Regions from separate parts of the Homo sapiens genome. Here region 2 is linked to region 1. Evidence: chromatin loops called from intact Hi-C (ENCODE). Cell type or tissue: MCF 10A. All regions are shown on one strand. Each heading gives the region's core, and the rest is flanking DNA. Links, peaks and the distances in the headings are about the cores only. Region 1 holds the start of MIR4293 (microRNA 4293). Region 2 overlaps CAMK1D (calcium/calmodulin dependent protein kinase ID).

Region 1 (15,874 bases), core at 3,593-8,592:
GTGAGAAAGTCCCAGGTAAAATTCCAGCTCCCTGACTTACTAGTGGGGTGTTACCTAACCTGTCTACACTTCTGTCATCTTTATCCTGGGCTGTTGCCAGGATTCGATGAGATAATGTGTGTTAAATGCCTTTCATTGTGCCTGTCATATATTAACCACTCCACATTGTTAATTATTACTATTTGTAAAATATGAGTGGAGATGAATAAGGAATGGAAAGAATTGTGAAAACATTAAGAGACAAACATCAGCTCTGCTGATGTTGTAGGACTGAGTGATTTTCTTTGGTATCCTACAATATTGCTTTCCTTTCCGCCCTGTATTTCCTTTTTCTCCTGGGCATGCAGCGAGACCACAGGCCTACTGCTTCTCCCAGTTTCCCTGTCTTGGGTAAATGGCAACTCCATTCTTCCAGGTCCTCAGATCAAATAACCTGGCATCAGCCTTGATCTCTTATCTCCTATCTCCCATCCAAAATATGGTAAACCCTGTTGGCTCTTCCTTCAACTTATCTCCAAAATTCTACCCCTTGTCACCACCTTCACTGCTACATCCTCAAACCAAGTTTCACCTTGGTTATTGAAACTGCATCCTAACTAGGCTTCCTGATTCCACCATTACTGCCTTATATTCACCCTCCACTCAGCAGCAGGAAGATCCTTCCAATATGTAAACACCCTCTTAGGCTTAGTATCCTCCAGTGACTCCCACTAAATCCTTACAATAGCTTACGAGGTCCTACACAATCTGGCCCAGATCACCTGTCTGAACTCATCTCTCCCATCTCCTCTTCCTCATGACCCTACACCAGCCATACCTGCCTCTTGGCTATTCTGGAAATGCTAAGAATGCTCTCACCTCAGGGCTTTTGCACTTGCTGTTCCCTCTGCTTGGAGCACTCTTCCTCCAGATCTCCATATGGCTTCTTTCCTCACTTGCTTCAAGCCTATGCTCAAGTGTCACCTTGTTGGAGATAATTCCCTGACCACTATGCATGCACACATGCACGCACACACACACACACACACACATACACACACAGAGTAATTCCCCCCATAGCATCTATTGGCCATGGACATACAACACATTTACACATTTACTTTTCTGTATGTTTCTTTCTTTTCTCTGCCACCAGAAAAAAAAGGTTCCACTTGATCAGGAACTTACTCTGTTTTGTTCACTGCTCTGTCTCCAGCACGTGAAACAGAGTGGCATAAAGCAGATGTTCAATTAACATGTATTTAATGAACTGAATGAAGTCACAGGTTTTAAGGAGTGTTAATTCCCATGCACGCCTGAGTAAGAGAAACAATCTCACTTTTCCTTTTGATCACATGAAAGAAACAATAGAAAAACAATAAGTGGTTTCCCCCCAGCTGTAACAGCGCCAGGGACTTCCCACCTGCTGCTTCTGCTTAGAAAAGCAGTGGTGTTTGAAGAATTCTTGGAGGTTATGAGCTCACGTGTCTGTGTTCTGACACATACACCCCCACACGCCCTTGCACACTGCAGTACAGAAGGAAACCCTACTGAGAGAGGTAGGCAGTCTATGTCCAGGCTGTAGAAACAGTGGCTGCCATCACTGCTATGTTACGGACCCTAAATTAGCTTATTTCATGACCCCACAGAGTTACACTGATTGTTTTCACACAGTGTTTCTCAAAGAGTGGGCCAGAGCAGCAGCAGCAGCAGCATCTGCAAACTTGCTGGACATTTGAATTCTTCAACCCATCCCAGATCCACTGAATAGAAGCTTTGCAGGGCTCAGCCCAGTGCTCTGTGTTTTAACGGGTCCTTTGGGTGTTCTGATGCAGTGAAGTTTGAGAACTTCTGCTTCAGTGGACAAACAAGAATGTCTGGGAGGAAGAAAAAGTACCAAAAAAAACTGACAAAATTTTTTAAATGCCATGTAAAGGCTGAGTGCAGTAGCTCATGCCTGTAATCCCAGTACTTTGGGAGGAGGAGGCAAGAGGATTGCTTGAGCCCAGGAGTTTGAGACCAGCCTGGGCAACATAGGGAGAGTCTATCTCTACAAAACAATTAAAAAGTTAGCCAGGCATGGTGGCGTGTGTCTGTAGTCCCAGCTACTTGGGAGGCTGAGGTGGGAGGATCACTTGAGACCAGGAGATGGAGGCTGCAGTGAGCCATGATCCTATCACAGCACTCTAGTCTAGGCAACAGAGCAAGACCCTGTCTCCAAAAATAAATAAATAAATAATAAAATGGCCATGTTAATCCTAATACTGAGTTCTAGCTTTACTTATCAAGCTGTGTGAAACTGAAATAAGGACATCAGGGTGAGGGAACTGGCTCTCTCGGGAGAGGGGAAATCCTATTTCTTCTTCATCACTGACCGCTTGCTTCAGTCAGGCTGTTCCTGTCAGGCTGGTGTGAAATGAATTAGCAATGTCACCAGCTTCCCAAGGAACAGGTGTCTCTGCCATACCTCCGGCAACCAATATCACGACTTTCACTAATTGCTCTGCCCTTGTCAGGCCCTTTGAGGACTAAGTGGGCCCTGGAGATGGAGTGACCCTTTACCTGCTCAGAGCTGCCTTTAATCCCAACCACATGCCCCCACCCCACTGGAGCCCCGGAGCATGGGAAATATGGAGCACCACAGTAGCAATGCAGAAGCATGAGTCACTGCTGAAGCTTGTGGGAGGAAAAATAGAATTCAGGCCTTCTGCTCTAATTACACTTGATTGTTGCCCGTTGTGAACAAGGACTTTTAGGGTTGACGGTATCCTCACCATCGGCCCACTCTGTTGGCGGGACCCAGGAGCTGGTATTGCTGGAGAAATTCACACAGAAGGGGAATCACTTCTTCTTAAAATGAAAATTTGGGCCAGGCTCAGTGTCTCATGCCTGTAATGAGAGCATTTTGGGAGGCTGTGGTGGGTGGATCACATGAGGCCAGGAGTTCGAGACCAGCCTGGCCAACATGGTGAAACCCCGTCTCTACTAAAAAACAAAAATTAGCTGGGCACGGTAGTGCATGTCTGTAATCCCAGCCACTGGGGAGGCTGAGGCAGGAGAATTGCTTGAACCCAGGAGGCAGAAGTTGCAGTGAGCCAAGACTGTGCCACTGTACTCCAGCCTGGGCAACAGAGTGAGACTCTGTCTCAAAAAAAAAAAGAAAGAAAGAAAGAAAGAAATATAAAGAAAATTGGCTCATGTCACTCCTCTGCTTGACTGACATCTGGATTGATTGACAATGCCTTTCCATTGAGCTTAGAATAAAATCTCAAACCCCTCAATGACAGTAAAAAAAAAAAAAAATTTTAATTATGAGCAAGAGACTTGAATAGACATTTCTCCCAAGAAGACACACAAATACCCATTAAGCACGTGGAGAGAGGCTCAATATCTCTAACCATTAGAGAAATGCAAATCAAAACCACAGACTTCACATCCACTGGGATGCTATTATGAAACCCACACATTCAGAAACTTATGAGTGTTGGCAAAGATGTGAAGAAGCTGGAAGACTTGTGAACAGCTAGTGGAAATGTAAAATGGTGCAATCACTGTGGAAAACTGTATGGCAGTTCCTCAAAAACTGAAACATACAATTACCATAGGATCCAGCAGTTCCATTCCTGGATATAGTCTTAAATGGAAAGCAATGACTCAAACAGGTATTTGTACACCCATGTTCATTGCAGCATTATTCACAATAGCCAAGAGATGGAAACACCTAAAATGTCTATCACTGGATGAATCAACCCCAAATGTCATATATCCACACAATGGAGTATTATTCAGCCTAAAAAAGAAAAGAAAATTCTAACACATGCTACAACAGGGATGAATCTTGAAGACATTACGCTAAGTGAAATAAGCCAGACCTAAAAGGACAAAAATTGTATGATTCCTCTTTTGAGGTTCGCAGAGTAGCCAAATTCAGAGAAACAGAAAGTAGAATAGAGGTTACCAGGGGCTGCAGGGAGAGAGGAATGGGGAGTTAGTGTTTTAATGGGTACAGAGTTGCAGTTTGAGATGATGAGAAAGTTATGGAGATAGCCGGTGGTGATGGTTGCACTATAATGTTAACATACTTAGTGCCACTTAAACATAATTAAGATGGTAACTTTGGTATTATGTATATTTTTCAACAATAAGAAGTTTTCAAATCCCAAACCCCTCTCTTATATGGCCCCTTCTCATTTGTCCACCACTCTCTGACATTTCTTGATCTCTTGCTTCTGTGCTTCAGATATCCTGTTTTTATTTCAGTTCCTCAAAAAGGCCAAACTCGTTCTCAACCTCAGAGCCTTTGCACTATCACTTCCTCTGTGGGGAACATTTTTCTCTCTATTCTTTACAAGGATAAATCCTTTTGATGTTTTGTATGTGTGGCAGAGACTACCTAGACGCTCACACCAAGCTGTTTCCTCTTCCTCCTGGGCATACGTGTCTCACTGGGCATACCTGTTCTTCCTGGGCTACACCTGACTTCCCAGCCTCCCTTGCAGTTAAGTGTGTCCAGTGATGGTGAGAAAGAAAATCACCAGCATCACTGCAGGCTTTCTACCCATTCTGGAGAAAACCCTGATGCAGAAGGGCAAGGGGATTATGGAAGGGAAATGTTAAAAACTGAGGAGCCACAGATGGCTGGGGCCAGGGTCCCTGAATCACTGCATGGAAGAGAGGCACCTGCTGATCAAGCCATGTTCATTTTGGATTGTATGTGGGTGGAAAGAAAAAAACTTGTCTTTGAGCCATGACACATTTTGGGGTGTTTCTATTATGCTTAAAACAGCTAGTCTTTCTGTAATACGAACCCCAAAGAGGGGTCTTCTCTGACCATCAATGTCAAATATCTTGCCCCTGTCCATCATTCCCTGCCCCTTTATGTTGTTTCTTATCCTAGCTTCATAGTTTGTAACTTGTTTATTCATTTTAATACATTGATTTTGGAACGTTTTCCCCTCTAGATGGCAACCTTCTTTGATACACAAACTGTATATCTTGTTTGTCACTGCATTTCCCTAACATGCCCAACACGAGCTCAATAAACGTTTATTGCATGAAGGAATCAAGATCTGAATTTCAGCCTGGTCGCCAGTGGTGCTTGTCCATTCTGTTAGACTCTCCACTGCACTCCTGCCATTTCATATAATATGCCTTTAGTCACAGTCCCTTCACTGATGGCCTCAGAGCTATTTGAAACCTGTGCACATTCTGGTTAAACCTTTCATCACAGTATTTGGTGATGCTGCAATGAATGCGGAATGCTGGTCTGTCCCCCACAGACTGAGTCTTTCTAGGGTGTATTGGCATTCCTAGTGTCTAACAGGTAGTAGGCTGGCAAATGAATCAATGAGCCGGTGAATTAATGAATTTATCTCAAGAATTTGAGACTGATCCTATCTCAATTCAGAGGCAGAGCACAGAATGCAACATCATCAAAGATTGACACGTTCCTTGTCTAGACAAGTGCTGCGAGTCACCACAGCCTGCGCGTAGTCTGGTTGGGAAAGAGCCCTGGCTGGGCTGCAGGAGATGTGAACTCAGAGCCTGCCCAGCTCACTGTGCTCTGGCAAGCTACATTCTCTTTCCCTGACTCAATTATCTTACCCATAAAACGTGGCATTTGGGCTAAACAATACTGAAACTGTGTTAACCTTACAGTGACATTACTTAAACCCTGGCAGTCAAAGAGAAAGTAGAAAACGATGCTTTATATCTGTGTTGTCTCATTCAGAAGCCACTAACCACATGTGGCTACCTAGCACTTGAAAGGTGGCCCGTCCAAATTCAGATGTGTTGTAAGCACAAAACGCACACTAGACTTCAAAGATTTAGTATAAAAAATGTACATTTCTCGTTAAAAATTTTTATACTGATTTCATGTGGAAATAATATTCTGGATATATTAGGTTAAATGAAATACCCTATTAATCATTTCGCCCATTTCTGTTTACTTTTCTTAAATGTGACTACTAGAAATTCTAAAATTACACATGTGAGTTGCATTTTGGACAGCACCATTCTATGCTATTATTAGTACTGAAATTCAGCTACATACTTCAGACTATAATGCATAAATCATTGATTCTACATCCTTTCCTGAGTTATCCAAACTCATTGTCAAATGAATCCAAAAAAGGTTCACTAAAGTCGATCTAACTACAATGAAACTTCACTATGAATGGATGCCCATGTAGACATTATGCAGTTTTGTTTCATAACCAATGGGTTTTAGGTTAAAACTATTTCTGAGAAACAAAACAATTCCAGCATTGGAAAATGATAAGCCTAAAACAAACTCAGTAGAGACCAGAAAGACATAAAAAGAAAGGGGCCAGGCGTGGTGGCTCACGCCTGTAATCCCAGCACTTTGGGAGGCTGAGGCAAGCGGATCATGAAGTCAGGAGATGGACACCATCCTGGCCAACATGGTGAAACCCTGTCTCTACTAAAAATACAAAAATTATCTGGGCGTGGTGGTGTGTGCCTATAATCCCAGGTACTTGGGAGGCCGAGGCAGGAGAATCACTTGAACCAGGGAGGTGGAGGTTGCAGTGAGCTGAGATCGCACCACCGCACTCCAGCACTCCAGCCTGGTGACAGAGCGAGACAGTGTCTCAGAAAAAAAAAAAAAAGAAAGGATTTCTTTTCTATTATAGATACTGGGTAGCCCTACGTGCTCCTCTAAGCCCCAGATATAATATCTGTGCTATGGGGAAAGCAAAAAGCATATATTTTCTTTGCTTCGTTCATTTTGTTTTTTAAATTTTATTTATTTATTTTTTTGAGATGGAGTCTCAGTCTGTCATCCAAGCTGGAGTGCAGTGAAGCTATCTCAGCTCACTGCAACCTCCACCTCCAGTGTTTAAGTGATTCTCGTGCCTCAGCCTCCTGAGTAGCTAGGATTACAGGAGCCCGCCACCAGGCCTGGCTAATTTTTCTATTTTTAGTAGAGACAAGGTTTCACCATGTTGGCCAGGCTGGTCTCAAACTACTGACCTCAGGTGATCCACCTGCCTCGGCTGTGGAGGAAAAGTTAAATATTAGATTTGAACTCAGTTGAACATGGACATAACCAATGGACACCAAGTCCCAGAACAGGTTGTATGAGCCCTTTGAGGCTTTCATCCAGCACTGTTTCAGAGAAATCTTTATTTCAATCTATTCCTATATGTTAGTTAGTGAAAAACAATAGACAATCACAAGAATAAGTTGACCTTTTTGTGTTCCTTGACCACAGCAATGAAGAGCCCTCGTGACTGGACCTCATGCCAAACAACTCGCTACAAAAAGAGCTAGGTTCCCAGACTGCGCCGAAGCTTCATGAGACCTCTCCTCATCTGTGCACAGAGGAGTGGCCGACTCTGGAGCCCAGGCGGTCGCTTCCCGGTCTGGTGCTGAATCCTCCATAGTCTGGTGAGTGCAAGTATCTTTTCCCTTCTCCCCTTCCCATTGCAATTTGCTTATTATATCACTTGCTTATTATATCGTTTGCTTATTATATGGTTTGCTTATTATATCTGCATTGTCATTTACAGGGATAAAAGTTGTTCACCCTTAAAGGTATTGTGTGTGTGCCTTTTCTTCTCCTCTCACGTGTTTCCAGCACAGAACATCGGCCTCCCAAAGTGCTGGGATTACAGGCATGAGCCACCGCTCCCGGCCTGTTTCATTCATTTTAGAAATGACCAAATTGTGAGCTGAGATGAAGGTTGGGGTCTGGTAGATTTGTAGAAAGGAGAGAGTGATAACAAGTGTGGGTAAAAATAAGTGTCCGTGGAAGAAGTGAGAAATTTGAGGGAAGCAGAGAGAAACCAGGAGAGAGACCTCGGAGGTTGCTTGCAGGGTCAGCAGCGTCAACATCACCTGGGAACTGGATGGAAACACAGATTCTGGGGCCCATCCCAAAGGGTTAATATGGCGGCACTCAGCTGCTATCCAGGACTTTTTCCTGTTCGTGGAGTCTTGGAAGAACACTCCTCTAGGGCTGGGGTTTCCAAGGTGTAGATCTCTCAAAGCTTTTCTTGAGAAATCCTGAAGCCAGTTATCGTCCTCAACTCTACATCAATGTCCCACCTCCATAGATCACCTGGAATTATTAGATTGGTGCAAACGTAATTGCGGTTTTTGCATCGTTGGAATTTGACATTTGATATTGGATACATTCTTAAATAAATGTGGTTATCTTATACATCATTTTAATGGGCATTTCTTGCTTTATGTTTTTTGGCTAATGACTTATTACTTGCTGTTTATTTTATGTTTATTTTAGACTGTGGAAATAATGTTAGACAAAAAGCAAATTCAAGTGCTTTTCTTATCCGAGTTCAAAATGGGTTGTAAAGCAGCGGCGACAACTTGCGACATCAACAATGTATTTGGCCTACTGTACTAAAAAACATATAGTGCAGTGGTGGTTCAAGAAGTTTTGCAAAGACGAGGAGAGCCTTGAAGATGAGGAGTGTCGTGGCCAGCCATCGGAAGTTGACAAAGACCAATTGAGAGCAATCGCAGAAGCTGATCCTCTTACAACTACATGAGAAGTTGCTGATAACTCAACGACAACCATTCTACAGTCATTGGGCATTTGAAGCAAATTGGAAAGATGAAAAAGCTCAGTAAGTGGGTGCCTCATGAGCTGAGCAAAAATCAAAAAAATTATTGTTTCAAAGTGTCATCTTTTCTTATTCTACACAACAGCAAGGAGTCAATTCTTGATCAGATTTGTGACAGGCAAGAAAAGTGGATCTTATATGACAACCAGTGACAACCAGCTCAGTGGCTGGACCAAGAAGAAGCTGCAAAGCACTTCCCAAAGGCAATCTTGCACCAAAACAAGGTCGTGGTCACTGTTTGGTGGTCTACTGCTGGCCTGATCCACTACAGCTCTCTGAATCCCAGTGAAACCATTATATCTGAGAAGGATGCCCAGCAAATCAATGAGATGCGCTGAAAACCTCAATGCCTGCAGCCGGCATTGGCCAACAGAAACAGCCCAATTCTTCCCCAGGACAAAGCCCAACCACATGTCCCACAACCAGTGCTTCAAAAATTGAACAAATTGGACTACAAAGTTTTACCTCATCTGCCATATTCACACGACCTCTCACCTACCAACTACCACTTCTTCAGACACTTTGACAACTTTTTGCAGGGAAAACGCTTCCATAACCAGCAGGATGCAGAAAATGCTTTCCAACAGTTCATCAAATCCCAAAGCATGGATTTTTATGCTACAGGAATAAACAAACTCATTTCTCATTGGCAAAAATGTGTTGATTGTAATGGTCCCTATTTTTATTAATAAAGATGTTTGTGAACCTAGTTATAATGATTTAAAATTCATGGTTCAAAACCGCAATTACTTTTGCACCAACATGGAGGGAAGGTCCTCTATTTTGGCCTCAGGGCCTATTGTCAGCAGAGTCTTCCTCCCACAAACACTACCCATCCTACTCCCTTCCCAGCGACTTCACCACCTTTGTGGAAAAGGCTCATCTGTAGAACTATGAATCTAGTACTTTCCAAATGAGTTACACAGACACTGAAAACAGGTTAGGAGATAACTCATCTCTAGATGTTTTGTGGTTCCTTGGTTTCAATTATCAAAGCACTGAAATGGAAAGGAATAGTCACACCCAGGCAAATTTGCTTTGAAAAGCCACAAGAGTTGTTGTTGCTGACTTAAGTCTCAATCATGCCCTTAATGAAAGTGGAATCTAGACATAAGAGAGGAATAATGCCTTTAGGTTGAAAGTTTCCTCCTCCAGGAAGCCCTCCATCTCAATCAAGTTCTCCAGTTTTAATCTTTCATTACACTTTCCTTTATAACACTTATTGCAACTGGAAAATATGCGTGTACATATAGTTATTTGCTTAATTTCAGTTCTTTCACTCAACCGTATGGTCTGTGGAGGTAAAAACCTTTTGTATCTTTTTCACCTCTGTATCCTTGGGACCTGCCAGTGTGCAGTGCCTATTGGACACTTAGGAAATATTTGCTGGAGGGATAAGTATCTAAGAAGTACTTTGTAATTATGAAATAACTCTGAGACTTTGTACTTCCATATCTTTCCGAAAAGAAAACTGGGTCTGTAGAAGAGTTGTGGCCAAGAGCAGCAAACAGGCCAGTGAAGGGGTCAGGGCCCTGAGAGCTTTGGGCTCATTTTATCCATGACAGCTCTCAACATGGCTCAAAAAGCCCGAGGGCCAACATTCACCTGGCATGAAAGGGAAGGAAAGTGATTCTGAGGGAAGAAACCTTCTAGGTGTGGCTGACCCATAACCAACAAGGAGATGAGAAAAAACTATAGAAGTTGAATTTTTTTTAAAGGCTAGTGTTTATAGTGAGATTTTCCAAAGATAAATTAAGGAACTGATGTGTTCCTGAACTAGGTCTAACCAGGGTCAATTCCCAAAAGAGTCTCTTAAGTATTTATTTGATCTCATTTCCACAGTTGAGTGGACAACTCTTGCCCATCACTCTTCCTTCTATGCAGTGTTGCTAATGATTCCTCCTACTCCACTTCTTCAAGAACCTTCTCAACAGAAGACGCCAGAGGAGGGGGCCTAAGAAGATACATAGCAGGAAGTCCCCAGCAAACCATTTATCTATTTTCTCCACAGATCTACAATCCCAAATTGTTCAGCTGGAAACACTAGTAGGCTACGTCGCTTGCCCTAAATAAGCTTTGCAGAAATGAACAGATGGAGGAAAATTTCAAAGCAGCATGTGGGCGTTTCAGGCCCAAATCCCATTAACAGATAACAGGATTTATAACAGCAGTTCCCACGCAAAGCTTTGGAAATTTTGAATTTGTGTGTAATAGATTGGGCTCCCTCTCCCCTAAATTATCTGCACGTTGTTCCTGCATCTGGGCAGGGCCCCTTTCTCCAAGCTAAGGAGCCCACATTGTCAGCTAAGAAGTGTGTGTGGTGGCTCACACCTGTACTCCCAGCACTTTGGGAGGTCAAGACAGGCCGATCACTTGAGGTCAGCAGTTCAAGACCAGCCTGGCCAACATGGTGAAACCCCATCTCTACTAAAAATACAAAAATTAGCCGGGTGTGGTGGCGCACACCTGTAATCCTAGCTACCCAGGAGGCTGAGGCAGGAGAATTGCTTGAACCTGGGAGGAGGCGGAGGTTGCAATGAGCTGAGAAGGTGCCACTGTACTCCAGCCTGGGCGACAGAGTGAGACTCTGCCTCCAAAAAAAAAAAAAAAGAAGCAGGAATGGGGCACAGGCCCACAGGTGGCAGCACCAAGTGGTCTTGTTTATATTTCTTTTTTTTTTTTTTTTTGAGGAGTCTTGCTCTGCAATGGCGCAATCTCGGCTCATGGCAACCTCTGCCTCCCAGGTTCCAGTGATTCTCCTGCCTCAGCCTCCCGAGTAGCTGGGACTACAGGTGCGTGCCACCACACCTGGCTACTTTTTAAATTTTTTTTTGTATTTTTAGTAGAGACGGGGTTTCACCATGTTAGCCAGGATGGTCTCGATCTCCTGACCTCATGATCCGCCCATCTCGGCCTCCCAAATATATTGCTTCTTAATTCTCTCCTTCTCCCACAGAAGAGTTGCGACAAGTTCTGGAAGGGTGGTGGATGGGTTGTGGCAAACTGGAATTTTGATTCAAAGCAAAGACAACTAGATTCATTGCTGTCAGGAACCCAAAGCACATGGCTGCCTGTCTCAACAAAACAAGAGAACCTAGACCCCAAGTTAATGTCAGCAAATTGGGATGCACCTCCTGGCACTATCACAAAGGTATTGACACAGTGACTGAAACAGGGGGATCCCTCAGAAGCAGTCTGGAAAGAACTTCTCATAGCTACTCAGAAGTAGATGTAAGAAACTCCAAGCATTCCTTGATGAGATGGGGAAGATTTGTGGGTTGGACTCCCACAGGGAGCTATTGACTGGATGCCATTGTTAGTGAGATCCATAGTTGCTTTATGTTCCCCTTCAGTATGATAGGGGTGTGAAAACCCGAATTACCCTATTAGGACTAGAGTAGAAAGGAAAGTTCTTAATAAGGTCATTGACTACCCTGAAACTGTTTTAACACTTAAGGATAAAAATCCGTAAACAGCAGCAGCTCAAGGTTGAAGAAAGTCTGTAAGTTTTCCCCCGCTCCAGCAACTGACCTGGGTGCAGGTCTCCTAGTTTCATGCATGTCCCATTGAATCACTGTCCTCCAGAAATGCAGAGACACATGAAACAGCTTTATGACCAATTCAAGTGGCCACAGAATACAGTATCAGTGAGTTGGGGTCCCAGGCACATCTTATAACCCAGGCAAAATAGCATCCACACTATCCAGTGATATGCAAATACTTCCAACCTATTTCTGCTTTGACTTCCACAAGGAAGCCTTCCTGACTTCCCTGGCTCCCTCTCAAATGCGCCCATGACATCCAGTTCTTCTTTACTGCATTTCCCCTGCCTGTCATTAGGCATGTAATGAGTTTCCATTACATGCTTAATGTCTGTCTTCTTTGCTAGATTGTGAGAGTGGAAAACATGTCTATTTGTCTCACCATTTTAACCCCAGAGCTTAGAAAGTATATGTTAACTAACTCCTGACTAATGGCCTAGAATACTTCGGGCATTATTTAATAAACAAAGAACTGAGTGAATAAATGACTGAATCGGTTAATCAATAGCATTCAATAAGGTGGGGGGGATTTTATAACATTCCTTCAAATAGGGGAGCATACGGCATGAAGAGTTATAACACAAAGTGCTAGTCATATACCATAAGATCAAAATCACTATTAAGAGTACTTGGTTGGGCTGGATAGGGACGTTGACCTTCAAAAGATTCAGTGAGAACCCTTGGTTGAAGGAGATAAACTAAAACCTCAACTTCAATGGTTATCAGATGCACATTTCTCCAATCTGGTGTATTTCCAGCCACACCCAGGCAAGCAAGGAGTATCTTGATATATCTGCTTTACTAAACCAGATCCCCTAAGAAAATTATGGTATCATTTATAGAGATGATCACTTTTGGGTAACCAGATAGGCATTATTCAAGAACTCAGAATGTACACTCAAAATCACGTACATGACACTGAATCCTAGAGGATTCAGTACCACAGGAATCCTAGAGGAGTCTTTGCTCACTTTACCCACTTCTCTTGAACATATACATATACATATACACTATTTACTAGGCTATATTTATGCTGACTATCTAGAACATGGTAGTCCTAAGTGTGTCAGGTGATTATAGAAAATGCCCTATATTCATTACATAACTTTGGCTGCCTACTTTTATTTATGTGAAATGAATCAGACTCCTAGTTGAATACAGATGGACTAATGGCCCACCACATATATTAATCTTATTGAGTTCAGTGAGGCTTTTGTGTCTGATTTAAGAGGGAGTATATGCATTTTCTCAGTCCCTGAAATCTGATCAACAGCAGTCATAAGACCAGATATCAAAGTGTTGGGTTCTGGAAGTATAGCATGCTCATGTAAGCTTAAGAACAAAGTTTGACAGACCTCATTTTAGACTATGTGAGCTTTCTGGTTGTGATGGTTAATTTTTTGTGTCAACTTGACTGGGCCAAGGGATGCCCAGATAGCTGGTAAAATTATTATTATTATTTCTGCATGTATGTTTTCAGAAGAGGTTAGCATTTGAATTGGCAGGCTGAGTAAAGATCACCTCACCAATGTGACAAGCGTCATCCAATCTATTGAGGCCAGAAGAGAATTTTAAAAATGGAGGAAGGACAAATTTGCTTTTTTTTTTTTTTTTAAGAGATGAGGTCTTGCTTTGTTGCCCAGGCAGGCTGGTCTGGAACCACCGGCCTCAAGTGATCCTCCTGCCTCGGATTCCCAAAGTGCTGGGATTATAAGTGTGAGCCACTGTGCCCAGCCATCTCTCAAGCTGAATGAGACATGCATCTTCTCCTGCCCACAGACATTAGAGCTCCTGGTTCTTTGGCCTTTGGACTCTGAAATACAACATGAGTGGCCTCCAGTTTCTTAGGTCTTTGGACTCAGACTGACAGTTGCACCATTGGCTGCCCTGGTTCTCAAGTCTTCAGACTCGGACTGAATCACCCCATCAGCTCCTCCGGGTCTTCAGTTTGAAGACGGCATATCATGGGACTTTGTGGCCTCCATCATTATGTGAAGGAACTCCCATAATCAATCTATCTATCTATCTATCTCTCTATCTATCTATCTATCTATCTATCTATCTATCTATCTATCTCCTTCTCCCCTGCCCCTTTTCCCCACACCCAAAGGTGTCTTCCTTTGGCTGAAGGTTGTTGTACAATTGTATTCTATTGACCACCAAATATGAGCACTGCTTAATTTAACTTTTCTCAATTTTTTGAGATTAGGAAGTGCTTAGTCCTGCACTTTGAGTTTCTGTTTTTGTTTTTTCTGAGATGAAGTCTCACTCTGTTGTCCAGGCTGAAGGGCAGTGTTGAGATCTCAGCTCATTGCAACCTCTGCCTCCCAGGTTCAAGCCATTCTCGTGCCTCAGCCTCCTGAGTAGCTGGGATTACAGGCACGTGGCACCACTCCCGGATCAGTTTTGTATTTTTAGTAGAAATGAAGTTTCACCATGTTGGCCAGGCTGGCCTCAAACTCCTGACCTCAAGTGATCCACCCACCTTTGCCTCCCGAAGTGTTAGGATTAGAGCGTGAGCTACTGCACCCAACCACTTTGAGTTCTTGAACTCATTTTACAAACAAAGTTTATTTTATTTCAAGATTTGACCCTATCAAAGCCATTATAACCTTATTTTTTCTAGTTTTTACTAAGACTACTATAATATGATTCTAAGTTTATCATTTTTTATTTTCACAGGGGTCAACCAATCTTAATTTGGGAAAATAAAGGAAACACAGTAATATTTATACTCCAAGGGCTATAGGACTATTTATGGCTCTTATTTTTAATATAGGTACAATATTGTCTTTTTAATGACTTAACCCTCTTAGCATGACTTTGTGGAAAGCTCTTGTATTTTCATATGGTGTTATGAGAGCTGAGACAAGGGACCGTGGACTATGAAATGCTTTGTTGGAATGGGAGGAGTAGGGAGAGGGCGAATGTATTAGGCTATGCGTTTAACATGCCCCTGGACCTTACTCAATGCACTGCTGTGCTATAAGGTACAGGCTGGGTTGTTCCCTGTCTCTCTATGAGAGCAGAATTCTAAACATGACTTTGTTCCTATCACTATTAGGTTGGTGCCATTACTTCTAGTGGCAAAAACTGCAATTACTTTTGCACCAACCTAATATCATCTACGATGTCTAGATTTTCCATCATTCTGTTCCTTAACAGTGCCATGCCTAGGAAAATGGGTACAGTGAGCCCCCCTTTCTTTACTCTCCCCATCTCTGACAGCCCCACAGCCCCTCTCCTGATTCATCCCACCAATTGTTCAGTGCCTTATTCTTTCACTTTTTTTTTTTTTTTTTTTTTTTTTTTTTTGAGACTGAGCCTTGCTTGCTCTGTCACGCAGGCTGGAGTGCAATGGCATGATCTCGGCTCACTGCAATCTCCGCTTCCTGGGTTCAAGCAATTCTCCCTCTCTCAGCCTCCCAAGTAGCTGCATTTACAGGTGCCTGCCATCATGCCTGGCTAATTTTTGTATTTTTAGTAGTGTTGGAGTTTCACTGTGTTGGCCAGGCTGGTCTCAAACTCCTGACCTCAGGTGATCCGCCCTCCTCGGCCTCCCAAAGCGCTGGAATTACAGGAATGTACGCAGCCCTTTCTTTCACTTTTTGAGCTCTCCAACAAAATCTAACCTCAGGAAGTGATCTGACAAACTCATGCACATTTAGGCATTTATGTCTGAAAAGAGACCAATTGGCGACCCCTTCCAGGAACACCTGCTTGCCAATAAAATAACACGTT
Region 2 (15,874 bases), core at 5,922-10,921, 1.6 Mb before region 1:
GTGCTGGGATTACAGGTGTGAGCCCCCCCTCCTCCCCCAGCCCTGGCCCCGTGCCCTGCCATCCCCACCCTAATCTTTTATGATGCAGATGGGTTCTCTGCCTGGCCAGCCCCACGTTGCCTGTTTCTTTTTTTTTTTTTTTTTTTGAGACGGAGTGTTGCCTCTGTCCCCAGGTTGGAGTGCAGTGGCGTACACGTGGCTGACAAAGAAAAGGGAGATGGAGCCTCCATATTGGACATGCCTGACCCCCAGGTGGCCCTTTTCTGTTGGCACAGCTGCTGGCATTCACCAGTGAAAGCTTCCAGCTTGCTTATTTATGTTTGCAGCTTGATTTTTCAGGCTGTTCTTTGTTAGAAAAAAAAATAATAATTTATTGGGCTGCTTTTTGTTAGAAGGGAAGCCTTGCCGAGGACTCTTTTACCCTCACTATCTGCAAAATAATTTCTTTCTAGCTCCTGTATCACCCCAATCTCAATGCCGAATTACCTTGGCCTGGCTTCAGCAGGAGTCCTGTCAGTGGGGGTGGGGTGGGTGAAGAACTTGATCAGATACCCGTGGTGGGGGGATTCTCCAACGTAGCAGACCGGCTAAGACAGGGCTGCGCAGGCCTGGCAGGGGTGGGATAGACAAGGCCAAGGTCAAGGCCTAGGAGAGCAGGGGAGTCAGAGGAACCTGCCTCAAGTTTGGTCAAGGAGGGAGTCTTGGTGAGTTCTGAAAATTTCTTCACTGCGATGTTGACACATCAGAATGCTGCTTGTGGAGCTCTGAAATCCAGAGCCCTGGGCCCCATCTCAGACCCGCTGAAGGGCAAGATCTCTGGCCAGTGAATACCCTCACAGGTGCCTCTGCTGCACAACAGGCCGAGGACCACTTTTCTAAACAAGTCTGCTCACTCTTGTGAACCCAAAAATACCTGAGACAGGTCTCAGTCAATTTATTTTTATTTTTTTATTTGTTTTTGAGACAGAGTTTCACTCTTTTTGCCCAGGCTGGAGTGCAGTGGCGCACTATCGGCTCACTGCAACCTGCGCCTCCCAGGTTCAAGTGATTCTCCTGCCTCAGCCTCCTGAGTAGCTGGGATTACAGGCGCCCGCCACCATGCCTGGGTAATTTTGTATTTTTAGTAGAGACGGGGTTTCTCCATGTTGGTCAGGCTGGTCTTGAACTCCTAACCTCAGGTGATCCCCTCTCCTCAGTCTCCCAAAGTGCTGGGATTACAGGCATGAGCCACTGCGCCTAACCAGGTCTCAGTCAATTTAGAAAGTTTATTTTGCCAAGGTCAAGAATGTGCCCATGACACAGCCTCAAGAGATCCTGATGACATGTGCCCAAGGTGGTCAGGGCACAGCTTGGTTTTATACGTTGTAGGGAGACATGAGACATCAATCAGTATGTGTAAGATGTACATTGGCTAGGTATGAAAAGGCGGCACAACTCAAAGCAGAGGCTTCCAGGTCTTAGGTAGATAAGAGACAAAGAGTTGCTTTCTTTTGAGTCTCTGATCAGTTCTTCACTGAATACACACTTTACAGGAATAGTCACTCACGCTTTAGTCTGGCTCAGTGAAACAATAAGGCAGAGGAAGCAATCAGGTATGTATTTGTCTCCCGTGAGCAGAGGGAGGACTTTGAGTTAGTTAGTTAGTTAGTTATTTTGAGACGGAGTTTCACTCTTGTCATCCAGGCTGGAGTGCAATGGCGCGATCTTGGCTCACTGCAACCTCCGCCTCCTGGGTTCAAGCAATTCTCCTGCCTCAGCCTCCCAAGTAGCTGGGATTACAGGCATGTGCCACCACGCCCGGCTAATTTTTGTATTTTTAGTAGAGACGGGGTTTCGCCATGTTGATCAGGCTGGTCTTGGACTCCTGACCTCAGGTGATCCACCTGCCTTGGCCTCCAAAAGTGCTGGGATTACAGGTGTAAACCACCGTGCCTGGCCAGAGTTTGAGTTTGTCTGTCTTTTGCCCACAAGGAATTTCCTTACTGGCGAATCATGAGGGAGGAATGTGGCTTTTTTATCTTTGTAGCTATGTTATTTAGGAGTAAAATGGGAGGCAGGATTGCGTAGTTCCCAGCTTGACTTTTCCCTCCGGCTTAGTGATTTTGGGGTCCTGAGATTTATTTTCCTTTCACACTCTACATAAGAATAGTTTCTAAAGTCTGAAACCCAAGGTTCACCACAAACCCCTGAGGAGAGAGAATGTGGCTGTCCCCGCTGGGGCGGGGGAGGAGAGCTGGATGGGAAATGCTGTGGGAAAGTGCCTTTCCCATGTCAGATTCTTCGTGCTGCGCTCCCTTTAAGGTTTGGTGTAAATGACAGAAACGATTCCTCATTCACTGGGTGAGGATTATCCTGGAGGGTGGACATTCCTGGACAACAGCAGAGATGACAGTCCTTGACATCGTCTCCCCCCGTGATAAATCGTCACCATGATGATGAATCCAGGAGTCATCAAGTCCAGCAGCTCTTCAGAAAAAAAAAAAAAATGCAGGCTCCTCTTTGTGTTCAAGGCCCACGCAGCAGTGCAAGGACAAGTCCAAGGCTGTAGCTTCTCAGCCTCCATAAGACCCACCCCTGCTTCCTTGCTAGGAACAATGAGATTCCCCAATTCTACATAAAACACGATGCAAATGATACTTCACTGGTTCCCATGCCAACCCCAGGACTGCTACTCTCAGCCCCTCCTGTATGTTGCAGAACTGTAGTGAAGACAGGAACACGGGGGCCATAAGAAATGGAAGAAGGCCTTTGCTGTGCATTCCTGCTGCCCAAGCACTGTTCAGAGGAACAGACAAAGGATGAAATCAACCCATGCTTCACAGAAAGGCAAACAGAAGTGCGGACCCCTTAAGGGTACATGGCTGGAAGTGCTGCGTCTTCCAATTCCAGATTCATTTATTCCGGGATGGCATCCCTCTGCTTTCCTGGCAGGGGAGCGAGCACGGGTCAGCTGGCCTTCATGAAGGGTGCAGTGCAGCACATCTCCCAGAACTGCAGGGCAGCAGGGCGTGTTGCTGAGGGCAGAAACAGAGACCCTTGGATTCAAGAAAAATCACTCATAAAAAGGAGCAGAGAAGCACCTGCAAGAGTTACTTCATTTCCTGGAATCTCCCTTCCCTAACCCCAGACGTAAATCCACAAGTCTGCAAAGCAATCGGCTTTCTAGATTGCCTCAGAATATGGTGAGTTTTTTAAAGTAGACAAAATATTAGTAAAGGAAAGAGACTAACGTTGATTGAAAGCCTGTGTGTGCCAGACACACTGTGCCGGGCGCTCTGCACTGTTTCTATTGGCCGCCGCTTTAGTTGATGCATCTACTGTGTCCAAAGGTCAAGGACGTCCTGACGTTGTGAATAGGTTTTGCAGCTGAATGAGTCTTCCACAATTAACCCAGCTTTACACGTAGTTTGTAATGTTTTTTTCTTATTTTCTTTCTAGCCCGAAAATCTCTTGTACTACAGTCAAGATGAGGAGTCCAAAATAATGATCAGTGACTTTGGATTGTCAAAAATGGAGGGCAAAGGAGATGTGATGTCCACTGCCTGTGGAACTCCAGGCTATGTCGGTAAGGACAGTGCATGTGCACACATGTGCCCGTGTGTGTGTGATGTCCTCATGTGTGGTGTCACCACGTGTCAACTCATCAGTTGTGTGAAACATATGAGCTTGGCATGTAATCACAGCTGCCTTCACTTCCCCTGGGGGAAAGAATAAAAAGATTGAGGGACACTGGAATGAATAATTCATAGCAGGGAAGTGATTTCCCCTGAAAACTTTTGCACAGTTGGGTAGAAATCCCATTTGATTTGGTTGTGGGCCTGACTGGAGGCTGGGAGTTAATTTGGATGAATCCCAGGTTCCATTTCCAGAGATACTGCATACATCTGTTTCTGAGGGATTTACAATGAGACACTGAGATAACAGTAAGGTGCACACACAAGAAAACTTTTTATTCCAATTACTGAGATAGGAACATTGATGGAGGAACCTGGTTCAGACCTTGACCAAGTCACTCTCATCAATCAGTTAACCCTGATCTGTACTGCGATGCTAGGCATTCAAGTTTTTCCTTAAATCACAACCCCCAATTCTTTGTACTAAACATCCAAAATGCAGAGGAAACTACTGACGGATCTGAACACTTGGATTCTGATGTTCATCTTTTGACTTCCGGGGTCCTGGAGAAACACCATTAGAATACTTGTGATTGTTCTGAGACCTTCATTGACATCAGCGTATTCATGCATTCCTTCATTCATTCAGCAAATGTATGTAAAGTTGCTACTATGTACCTGATGCTGTACCAGGCACTGGGGTTAAGGCAGTGAATGACACAGACACGGTGCCTGCCCTCATGGAGCTTACATTTTAGTTGGAACAAGTAAGCAAACAGGGTCATTTCAGATCTTGAGTACTATGAAGAAACTAAACCTGGGGGCCTGCCATGGAGTGACAAGGAATCAGGACTGGGCTGAGAGGACAGGGAGGAGACTTGGGCCTTGGTCTCAGTGGCAAGAAGAAGCCAGCCATGTGGGAGTTACAGGACAGCATCCCAGGAAGAGTAACCAGTTTGTGCGAAAGCCTGAAGGCTGGGAGAGGGTACGAGCTAGGGATGTCTGAGAGCAAGAAAAAAGATGAGGTTGGAAAAGAGTTATGGAAAATGAAGTCTGAGTCTGAATTCTTTCTTTTTTGTGGGGGGTGGGGGGTGTGGTAGGGTACTGAATCTAGCTGTGTTGCAAGGTTGGAGTGCAGTGGCGCAATCCCGACTCACTGCAACCTCCGCTTCCTGGATTCAAGTGGTTCTCCTGCCTCAGCCTCCCGAGTACCTGGGATTACAGGCGCCTGCCACCATGTCAGGCTAATTTTTGTATTTTTAGTAGAGACAGGGTTTTGTCATGTTGGCCAGGCTGGTCTCAAACTCCTGACCTCAGGTGATCCGCCCACCTCAGCCTCCCAAAGTGCCAGGATTACAGGCATGAGCCGCCGCGCCTGAGTGAGGCTAAGTTCTTGTCATGCGAAGTGCGGTGACCTTTCTTCATGAGAATAGCCATTGAGCCCACCTGAGAGAGGAGGTATGTTATGTGACCAGCATCACCCTGTGGGTCTTTGGGGACATCCACAGAACCTTCCCAGGCAGGCTGAGGAGAGCCGGCCTCAAACTAAAGGAGATACAAGGGGTATTGTGGGAAACTCCAGATGACCTTGGGGCCACTTTGTGGCCTTTCAGGTCCTTGCATATAATTACAGAGCCATGTCAAGCTCAAGTGTCATAGCTGTTCATTTTCAGAGTAACTCAGAGGAGGAAAGACAAGAGCAGGCTGAGGCGGGCAGAGAACAAAATAAGGGGAAGGGAAAGAAGCAGCAGGGTTTAGAAGCGGGGAGATGCAGGGGTGGAAACGTGGCTGGGGAGGAGCTGTGTGGACACCATCGCAGGGGGGCTCAATTCCCTGGATCGTGTGTATGCAGAAGGCACAGAAGAAGAGGTTGCTCTGCTCATTTTTGAAAGGTCCAGTGCATGGCCAGGTGCAGTGGCTCACGCCTGTAATCCCAGCACTTTGAGAGGCCAAGGTGGTTGGGTCAGTTGAGTCCAGGAATTCAAGATCAGCCTGGCCAACATGGCAAAACCCCATCTCTACTAAAAATACAAAAATTAGCCAGGCATGGTGGCTCACACCTGTAGTCCCAGCTACTTGGGAGGCTGAGGCAGGAGAATCGCTTGAACCTGGGGGGCGGAAGTTGCAGTGGGCTGAGATTGCGCCACTGCACTCCAGCCTGGGTGACAAAGCGAGATGCTATCTCAGGAAAAAAAAAAAAAGCCAGTATAGGCTTTGATAGAAATCAACAACATAGTAGTCGATCATCTCTTCTAAGATAGCGTGATAACGGTTGCAGGAATAGCATGGTCCCTGCCTGGGGGACATGTGCCTGGGGTGGTGACGGGAGGAAAGAGTGTGTGTGGTATATTCATGGAATTTCTCCAGCTCGATCTGAGCCATCAGGGAAGCCGTGAATACATGAGACGAGACAAGCTGAGTGGGGAGAGCCTGTTCCAACTATCGGGAATCCCAGACATTAGAAAATGAAAAGGTCTGTTAGGTCATGATGCTGGTTCTCTTTTCAGCAGTCTCCCCAGGCTGAGAAGGTGCTGATACTGTGGCCTGCCCATCTCTTCCCTTCAGGAAGTTGACCCTTGGGCTGTGATTTAAATGCTCTGACAACCAGTGACGGCCCCTAGCTACGTACGCATCACGTGCTTCTCATGTTTGGCTGGAAAGCTCCAGCACTTTCTAAATTGAGTTTTACTGCTCTGTGTTTTGGCAAAGCCCACGGAATGGCAGTTTTTCTGGTTTCTAAGTGGCTGCCATCTGCGGGGTCTGAGTCTGTTGATTGCTGTGTCTGGCACTGACGTGTCGGGAATGGTGTTGAGAAGAGTCCATCGCTCTTGCTACTCTAAATGGCAGCCAGTGGGAGCCATTGGGTAATGGTGTTGTGAGATACCAGGTTGTCCTGGAGGAGGCTGGGGGAGAGGAGGACTGTAGCAGTGGCGTTCTTCTATTGGTTTGTGTTGACTGAGCGCTGAAACTCCACCAAGAGTGCCCCTCTGGAGTGAGTCGTGTGGAGGGGACACAACTTCAGAGTAGGGAAGGGGCTGCTTTGAAGAGCTTGTATCTAGAGGACATCCCTTAGGCAGTTAGCAGCTGAGCTTGGGCTGTTTCCTCCCTTGCAGTCTGCATGGCAAGCTCCTATTCAGCCACCAAAGCCCAATTTAAATGTTACCTCCTTTGACTGCTTTCCTGTCACCTTGTCCTCTCCTTTGACATCCTGGTTCTTTCTATGACGCTTTCCTTGTCATGGTGTGATCACATTGCATTAGGGTTCGTATCAATCTGTGTCTCTCACTGCACTGTGAGTCTCATGAAATCTTTGTGCAGACACTTACTGAATTTAGTAAAAACACACAGATCATGAATCTTAGCCATGTTTTCTTTCTCTCTTCCCCTTCCATTCACTCAGCATGCATTTATTGAGTTCCTGCTGTGTACTCTGTGCAGTCGTCCCATGGTATCCACAGGGGCTGGGTTCCAAGATACTTCACCCTCTGCAGATACTAGCATCCTCAGATGGTCGAGTTCCTGGTATGAAATGGCATAGTATTTGCATATAACCTAGGCGTGGCCTCTGTGTACTGTCCTTGCTAGATTGCTTACAATACCTGATGCAATGTAAATGCTGTGGAAATAGTTGTCATAGGTATTGTTTTTATTTGTATTATTTGTATTGTTTTTTCAAATATTTTTGATCTGTGGATCCGCATATTTTGAATCCATGGATACAAGGGCCAAGTGTACAATGTTTGGTTTGAGAATACAAATATGGGCCGGGGGCGGTGGCTCATGCCTGTAATCCCAGCTCCTTGGGAGGCAGAGGCAGGCAGATTACCTGCGGTCAGGAGTTCCAGACCAGCCTGGCCAATATGGTGAAACCCTGTCTCTACTAAAAATACAAAAAATTAGCCAGGCAAGGTGGCAGGCGCCTGTAATCCCAGCCTCCCTACTCAGGAGGCTGAGGCAGGAGAATCACTTAAACCTGGGAGACAGAGGTTGCAGTGAGCTGAGATTGCGCCACTGCACTCCAGCCTGGGCAATAGAGTGAGACTCATCTCAAAAACAAAAAAATGAGAGAATACAAATGTGAATAAGGTACAAATTCTGACCTCAGTATTATGAGAGAGAAAGCAAACAGGTCAGCTTAATGTATGCTAAGGGCTACATCATTCAGCCCTTGAAGAATTATTTATTTATTGCCTACCTTCTGTTCTGGGCACTGGTGCGGGGGGAGGGGGGCGGGTACATCAATAGAAATAGAAGAATAAAACATAAAAATCCCCTCCCTAGTGGCACTTACATCTGAGTGAGAGAGACATAGGCTATAAAGCAAATATTGATAGCTAAGTTCATTCGTGTGTTAGGTGGCCTTAAGTACTATGGAGAAAAATGAAGCAGAAAAGATGATAAGAAGTTTGTGTGTTCAGAGGGTGGTGGCAATTTTAACTACAGTGTGCAGGCAGCCCTCACTAAGAGGGTGGCCGTGGTAAAGATTTGATAGGAGCGAGAGAACCGACCATGCAGGTATCTGGAGGGCATTCCAGGCCCAGTGCAGAGGCCTGAAGGCAGGAGAATGTGGGCAAGCAGCAGGGAGCAGGGGAAGCAGGAAGGAGAGGAATAGGAGAGACAGTCGGAGAAGTCCTGAGCAGGGGTATGTGGACCAGGACTTGGAAATCGTCGTATAGACTTTAGCTTCTACTCGGTGATAGGATGCCGTGGGATGCTTCTGTGTTAAGGCAGTGACATATTGTTTTTAACAGCTTCCCTCTAGGACAGGGGTTCCTAACCCCTGGGCCTTGGACTGATACTGATTCGGGGCCTGTTAGGAAGCGAGCTGCACAGCAGGAAGTGAGAGGCAGGCTGGTGGGCATTCCTGCCTGAGCTCCGCCTCCTGTCAGATCAGCAGCAGTAGATTCTCATGGGAGCTTGAACCCCGTTGTGATCTGTGCCCGCAAGAGATTTAGGTTGCGCGCTCCTTTTGAGACTCTAATAATGCTTGATGATCTGAGGTGGAACAGTTTCATCCTGAAACCATCCCCAATACCGTATCCTTGAAACAATTGTCTTCCGTGAAACGGGTTCTTTGTGCCAAAATTGGGGATCGCTGCTCTAGGACACGAGCTGGGATCAGGATAGATGGTGGGGGTAGGGTGGAGGAAGGAGATGTGAGAAGGCTCAGGCATTGATCAGGTGAGACTGTGAGAAGGCTCAGGCATTGATCAGGTGAGACTGTGAGAAGGCTCAGGCATTGATCAGGTGAGACTGTGAGAAGGCTCAGGCATTGATCAGGTGAGACTGTGAGAAGGCTCAGGCATTGATCAGGTGAGACTGTGAGAAGGCTCAGGCATTGATCAGGTGAGACTGTGAGAAGGCTCAGGCATTGATCAGGTGAGACTGTGAGAAGGCTCAGGCATTGATCAGGTGAGACTGTGAGAAGGCTCAGGCATTGATCAGGTGAGACTGTGAGAAGGCTCAGGCATTGATCAGGTGAGACTGTGAGAAGGCTCAGGCATTGATCAGGTGAGACTGTGAGAAGGCTCAGGCATTGATCAGGTGAGACTGTGAGAAGGCTCAGGCATTGATCAGGTGAGACTGTGAGAAGGCTCAGGCATTGATCAGGTGAGACTGTGAGAAGGCTCAGGCATTGATCAGGTGAGACTGTGAGAAGGCTCAGGCATTGATCAGGTGAGACTGTGAGAAGGCTCAGGCATTGATCAGGTGAGACTGTGAGAAGGCTCAGGCATTGATCAGGTGAGACTGTGAGAAGGCTCAGGCATTGATCAGGTGAGACTGTGAGAAGGCTCAGGCATTGATCAGGTGAGACTGTGAGAAGGCTCAGGCATTGATCAGGTGAGACTGTGAGAAGGCTCAGGCATTGATCAGGTGAGACTGTGAGAAGGCTCAGGCATTGATCAGGTGAGACTGTGAGAAGGCTCAGGCATTGATCAGGTGAGACTGTGAGAAGGCTCAGGCATTGATCAGGTGAGACTGTGAGAAGGCTCAGGCATTGATCAGGTGAGACTGTGAGAAGGCTCAGGCATTGATCAGGTGAGACTGTGAGAAGGCTCAGGCATTGATCAGGTGAGACTGTGAGAAGGCTCAGGCATTGATCAGGTGAGACTGTGAGAAGGCTCAGGCATTGATCAGGTGAGACTGTGAGAAGGCTCAGGCATTGATCAGGTGAGACTGTGAGAAGGCTCAGGCATTGATCAGGTGAGACTGTGAGAAGGCTCAGGCATTGATCAGGTGAGACTGTGAGAAGGCTCAGGCATTGATCAGGTGAAAGGGTTTAGGTCGTATTGGTAGCAACAAAAGTGATGAGAAGCTATCAGATGTCAGGTATATTTCAAAGGCAGTGTCCTCAAGGTTTTCTGAAAGATTGAAAGTAGGGTTTGAGAGAAAGAAAGAAGGCAAGGATAATTCAAAGGTTTTTGGGCCTGATAACCCTGGGAGGGTGCAGTTGTCTTTGCTGGAGGTGGAAGAGCCTGTGGGATGAACAGATTGCAGATGCCTTAGGAGGAGCTTGGTTTCAATTTGTTAAAGTTGACTAAGCCAAGAGGGCAGCTGGAACATGACCCTGGAACTATGTGCAGTCGATTCTCGCTGTTCGTAGTCATCATGTTCTGTTATAGCAAATAGCTGAAAGCACTGAATTAATCAATACTGAACCATTGCTCCTAAGGGAAACACAGGCTGGGTTCCTGTGAGCCTCTGGTCACATTTTCATCAACCAATCAGTACATGACCTTTTCAGAATGTGTGTTTCTGTTTAAAGACACCTTATTGAATATATGTTATTGAATCATTAACATCGATTCACAGCCCACAGCACCGTAACTCCTGCCTGAAGGAAGCTTCTCTAACCCACCGATTTTCTCTGAAAGGCATATCACGGCTTCTTTGCTGTTAGGAAAGCTAGACAGACTTCAGCACTATGCTTGGGGCTGTTGTAAACAGGGAGATCTCCAACAAAACACAAAAATGTGAAAAACACGACACCAAATAGAGGGTGAGAAAAGACCCTCGTTTACAGTCTGAGCTGAAACATGAAGAAGGAGCACCACCTCATTCCGCCTGAGCTTGAAACTTGCACATCAGGCAGCTCAAGTATTTGGTCACTCTATGCATGTCCACAAATGACCACAAAGTATTGATTTGGGGGTTGCAAATAACTTTTAGCCAGTAGGCAAATTTGCAGATAGAGAATCCTTGAGTAATGAGGATCAACTAGATTTGGGAGATGTTAATTTATGGCTGCGTTTTAAAGCCGTGAACCGGGATAGGCAATGAAGGAGAGGAAAGATCCCAGAGCTGAGTCCTGGGGACATCAGGGTGGAGAGGTCAGGGGGACAAGCTGGATCCCGCAGAGGATACCAAGACAGAGAAGGGGCAGTGGGTGAAGTAGAAAGAGTGCTGGCGGAGAGTGGCGTGCTCCCCGTCAGACATGGAGAAAGTGCTTCACATAGAAGTTATCACATGTCAGTTGCTGCTACTGAGTCAAGTAAGATGAGGATTTGGTTGAACTTTTTTTTTTTTTTTTTTTTTTTTTTGAGACGGAGTTTTGCTCTTGTTGCCCAGCCTGGAGTGCAGTGGCACGATCTCAGCTCACTGCAACCTCTGCCTCCTGGGTTCAAGCGATTGTCCTGCCTCAGCCTCCCGAGTAGCCAGGATTACAGGCATGCGCCACCATGCCCTAGGCTAATTTTATATTTTTATTAGAGACGGGGTTTCTCCATATTGGTCAGGCTGGTCTCGAACTCCCAACCTCAGGTGATCCACCTGTCTCGGCCTCCCAGAGTGCTGGGATTACAGGCGTGAGCCACCATTCCTGGCCCTGGTTGAACTATTAATTAAGTGTGGTGGCCCTGTGGTCAGAGGAATGGCAGGAAGAAGGTGAAACGGGTCTTGGTAAGTACACCAGCATGATGTCCACCGTGGGGCTCGCCCCAGCCACTCACCTCCTTCCGCAGCCATGGCTTCTCCCTGCAAGGCTCTTGGGACACCATTTTGAACCTTGAGCAAAGAAACTGCTGGAAAGTTTTCCATCTGAGCAGGGCAGAGCCCAGCCCCATTTGGCAGCTGCGAGGGAGGAGGGAGAGAGAGCTGCCACTTGTGATTCAGGGACCACACTGTCCCCTGGGCCCAAGCCAGGGGCAGGACGCTGCTGTCTGTTCCCAGCCTAGCATGGTGTCTTTGTATTTAGAAAGAAATGTGTGAATAAAGATGAGGAAAAGCTTCCATTCCCCTCAGGGCAATCTATAGGTTTATAGCTTGAGTTCAGACTTTTGATAGGTCGAAGTGTTGGTTTCAATTTGTGAATCACCATTTGATTATTATCTAAATGACTATTCAGCTGAATAGTTAATTCTGCCGACATGAAGCTATGACTTCAATTTAAATGAGCTCTCTAACAATGAAACCGAAATTGGTGCTTTTTCCCCAAGTATCCCAATGCACAGGGTGCCTTAGGAGGAGGCAAGAGGACTATAAGCACTTGGAACTTCACCCTTTTACATGTGGCGGCTGCCTGGATTGTACACACCCTTTGCAAGGACTGTGGCCTGTGGAGGCGGCACATCACTTCACTGATAGCAGGAGTTGGTGGGCATCCCCATCCATGTCACTGAGATGTGGGCGGCTCATAGGGCTGGCTCTGCTAACACCAACAGGTTCTGCAGTAGATTGTGGTAGATGGGCCACACAGATTCATGTGAGGCAGTGTATTTCAGAAGCAACATTAAAATACAGGTGTGAAGGCTGGGCACAGTGGCTCATGCCTATAATCCCAGCACCTTGGAAGGCCAGGGTGAGAGGATCACTGGAGTCCAGGAGTTTGAGACCAGCCTGGGCAACATAGTAAGACCCCTGTCTCTCTAAAAAAATAGTAGGTGGGTGTGGTGGCACACACCTGTAGTCCCAGCTATTCAGGAGGCTGACGCAGGAGGATCACCTGAGCCCAGGACTTTGAGGCAACGGCGAACTATAAGCACACCACTGCACTCCAGCCTGGGCAACAGAGTGAGACCCCATCTCTAAAAAAATACGGGAATGAGAGGGTTCATCAAGGGTTGGAATGACCAGGGGAAAACTCCTGGAGGACATGGATTTGGAGGAAGGGTAGGACTTGAGCAAAAGTAAGGAGAGTCACAGGTGCAGAGCAGGCAGGGGGAGCAGAGGCCCAGAGTCACGGGCTGCTTCTTGGAGGATCTGGGAGAAATGAACAGACTCACTGAGCCTCGAGAGAGGGCTGGTGGAATTGTACTTGGTGATCATTTAGGAGAAACGATGGGCCCATCTGGTGGAAAGTGGCTCCTCAGGATACCATGGTGGCTCTCAATATGGTATTGACCAAGATTGGGAATCCATTTAATTAAGTCAAGTATAACATTCCCCTTGGTCTCGGCAATAAGAGATAAAAGTCAGAGCTAAGGAAGTTAGTAAAATTATGTATATTGCCTGCTCAGCTGCATTAATTAAAATATCTGAATCACTGAACATCAGTAGGAAGTGACAGAAAACATCCGTATCAATCACGTAATTGACAAGACAGATGAGAAACTTCTATTTGGTGGAGGATGGCCTGTTTTCTATCTTTATCTTTTCTTTTTTCAAGAGACAGGGTCTCTGTCCCCCAGGCTGGAGTGCAGTGGCATGATCATAGCTCACTGCAGCCTCGATCCCCTGGGCTCAGGTGATCCTCCCACCTCAGCCTCCTGCAGAGCTGGGACTACAGGTGCACACCACCACACCTGGCTAATTTTTGAATTTTTTTGTAGAGACAGGGTCTCACTTTGTTGCTCAGGCTGGTCTTGAACTCCTGGGCTCAAGTGATCCTACTGCTTCATCCTCCCAAAGTGCTGAGATTACAGATATTAACCACTGTGCCTAGTTGAGAATTTTTTTTTTGAGCCTTATTCAGTGACAGTTCATCACCTAGCAGTATTTTATGTGGAGTGCACAACCACAGCCACACTATTCCATTACGGATGTCACTCAGAAATAAGAAGGAACATGTACAGCTGGTCCATCGTTCTGTCTAGAAGCAGACCTGCACCTTGATGCTTTAGATGGTGGCTGACTGTTATGTTCCTGAGGCTGTCGGGGAAGGAATCGTTCATTTCCTTCTGGAACTTAGTTGCCATGTTGGCTGCAAAGCCACGATAGATATCTTTGGTCTAACTCGGCCTTAACTTGCCTAAAATAGTTTAAACGTGTTTCATCTTGTTCTTCTCTAAAAGGAGATGGAGAACAGTTGGTCAACATTCTCGGTGTATTTTTTCACTGAGTTAGAGGATTGGTGTTAATTCAGGGATCACTGCACTTCTAGAAGTTGATGTGGGGCGTGGGATTATGATGAGCTCTTGGAAACCAGGGGTTCCAGCCAGCACAGTGTTGGGGCGAGGACCTCTATCCTCAAAGCCACCCAGCAGGGGACTTGAATGTAAGCGTCCTCCTCTGTCTGCCATTGATTAGATATGAAGGAGGCCTGTGCCTTTCACTTAAACTTGGGGATTCTCAGTTTCTTGTATATAAAATAAATGTGCTGGGCTAAATATCTCCTGTAAATTTTTTTTCTGGTTTTAACATTGTGTGTTTCTATAGACTTGTGAGTTGGCATCCTTTAAGTATGTAAATATCTACGTGTCAAGGATACTGGCCATCATTGTTCCTGTCTTCACTCCGTACAGCCAAGAAGAAGGATTCAGTCAATGGACCTCCCCAGCGTCTGTCTTCTGAGTGATCTCGATTCTTTTCATCTTTCCCCATAGCGCCTCTGTTCCCAGTCCTTTCGTCTTCACTCCTCGATGTGGTTGCTCCCCAACAGAGCTTGCTTTTTATTTGTTTCTCACTTAAATACCATATTTTGGTCCATGACTATAAGCATTACATCATTGTTCTCATCCTCTCCGACTGTTAGTGTCACAACAGGGTTTTATGTAACTGAGAAATTGTCATACAGGGCACAGATGAGTAGGTGGAACATCCAGATGAGAGTTTTCTCTCTTTCTCAACAGCCACTTGGTGACAGCCCACAGCGAACATTTTATCACACCGTGGGCTGCAGCCAGACCCCCGGTGTTGGAGAGGACAGGGCCCCCTAAGTGGGGAGACTTGTAGGGCCTGCTCCTCTTCGTGGACCTGACTCATCGCACGTGGGCGACGTAAACCCAGCCTGGCTTTGAGGAGCCCCATCCCACACATGGCAGTCCCACAGAGTCGCTCTGAACACAGTGTTTTTAAGGCACTTTTCTTCCTTGTGGAATTGCTTCTTTAGATACTTGATGTGGGAGGGAGGTCACGTTTTGTCGTGGTGGGAAAGAGGGGGAGGGCAGCATTGTGGAGCTCCATTTGTTCTTTGTCATGATTAAAAACCAAAACCCTGGAATGACTACGGCAGTCTTCTTAATCAGATTTCACAAGAAAGGCTTGACTTAAGTACAGAGTAGGCGTCACGCCGTGATCACACAGCAGGTAGGCCCCCATGGGAGACCCCAGAAGGGCCGCACAGCAGTGCCGTTTGTGGCCACATTGCTCTGAAATGCCTTCCTTGGCACAGTTGACTTCCTCCATCCCGCGGAGTTCCAAGGCCCTCCCACATTTCAAAAGCCCAGTGGCCCCAGCTTCTACTCCCTCCCCGTTCCTTAGCCTCACTCCTCCATGATTGGCTTTGGGAGCATTTAAACAGCAGTCCCAGCTCAGATGAGAATGGTAATTACATACCAGTATGGTGCTTTCATGGGGACTTCTCATGCCTGTGGTGAAACTCGAGGCTACTGGACAGATCAGGGTAAGCTGCTCTTTGGCGATACTTTTTTTTTTTTTTTTTTTTGAAACGGAGTCTTGCTGTGTTGCCCAGGCTGGCGTGCAGTAGCACGAGCTCAGCTCACTGCAGCCTCTGCCTCCCAGGTTCAAGCGATTCTCCTGCCTCATCCTCCCGAGAAGCTGGGATTACAAGCACGCATCACTGCACCTGGTTTTTATATTTTTAGTAGAGACAGGGTTTTACCATGTTGGCCAGGCTGGTCTCAAACTCCTGACCTCAGGTGACCCACCGGCCTCAGCTTCCCAAAGTGCTGGGATTACAGGCGTAAGCCACCATGCCTGGCCTGGTGATATGTTTTTAATTTAATTGTTTTTTTTTTTTTTTTTTTTGCCATCCTGATCTATTGCTAGAGGCAATTCATTCCTCATGAATGACAGCTCTAGGTGAAGGCTGATAGAGACCAGAGAAGGAGGCTATCCCAACAGAAAAGATCAGAGCTGTCCCA

The links. Peaks named below come from ENCODE experiments on the same cell type or tissue, not always from the same donor. Only the 100,000 strongest peaks of a DNase experiment are listed, where the experiment ranks them.
Region 2: a loop joins it to region 1, with 37 times the contacts of the local background. A loop is called at or near these places in 1 of 110 quality-filtered maps.

Annotation. Positions count from the first base shown.
Region 1 is chr10:14,380,839-14,396,712 of GRCh38, forward strand. It overlaps MIR4293 (microRNA 4293), which reads right to left and starts at 2,439; the gene lies at 2,362-2,439. In MCF 10A, for the core only: no CTCF peak of the experiment used is centred there; a DNase peak (open chromatin) is centred at 5,493.
Region 2 is chr10:12,766,235-12,782,108 of GRCh38, forward strand. CAMK1D (calcium/calmodulin dependent protein kinase ID) reads left to right here. Exons shown (of 11, transcript NM_153498.4): 5 at 3,439-3,565. Among named protein-coding and RNA genes, the nearest start is that of MIR548Q, 49 kb to the left of the region's middle. RefSeq lists an enhancer at 73-573. In MCF 10A, for the core only: no CTCF peak of the experiment used is centred there; no DNase peak of the experiment used is centred there.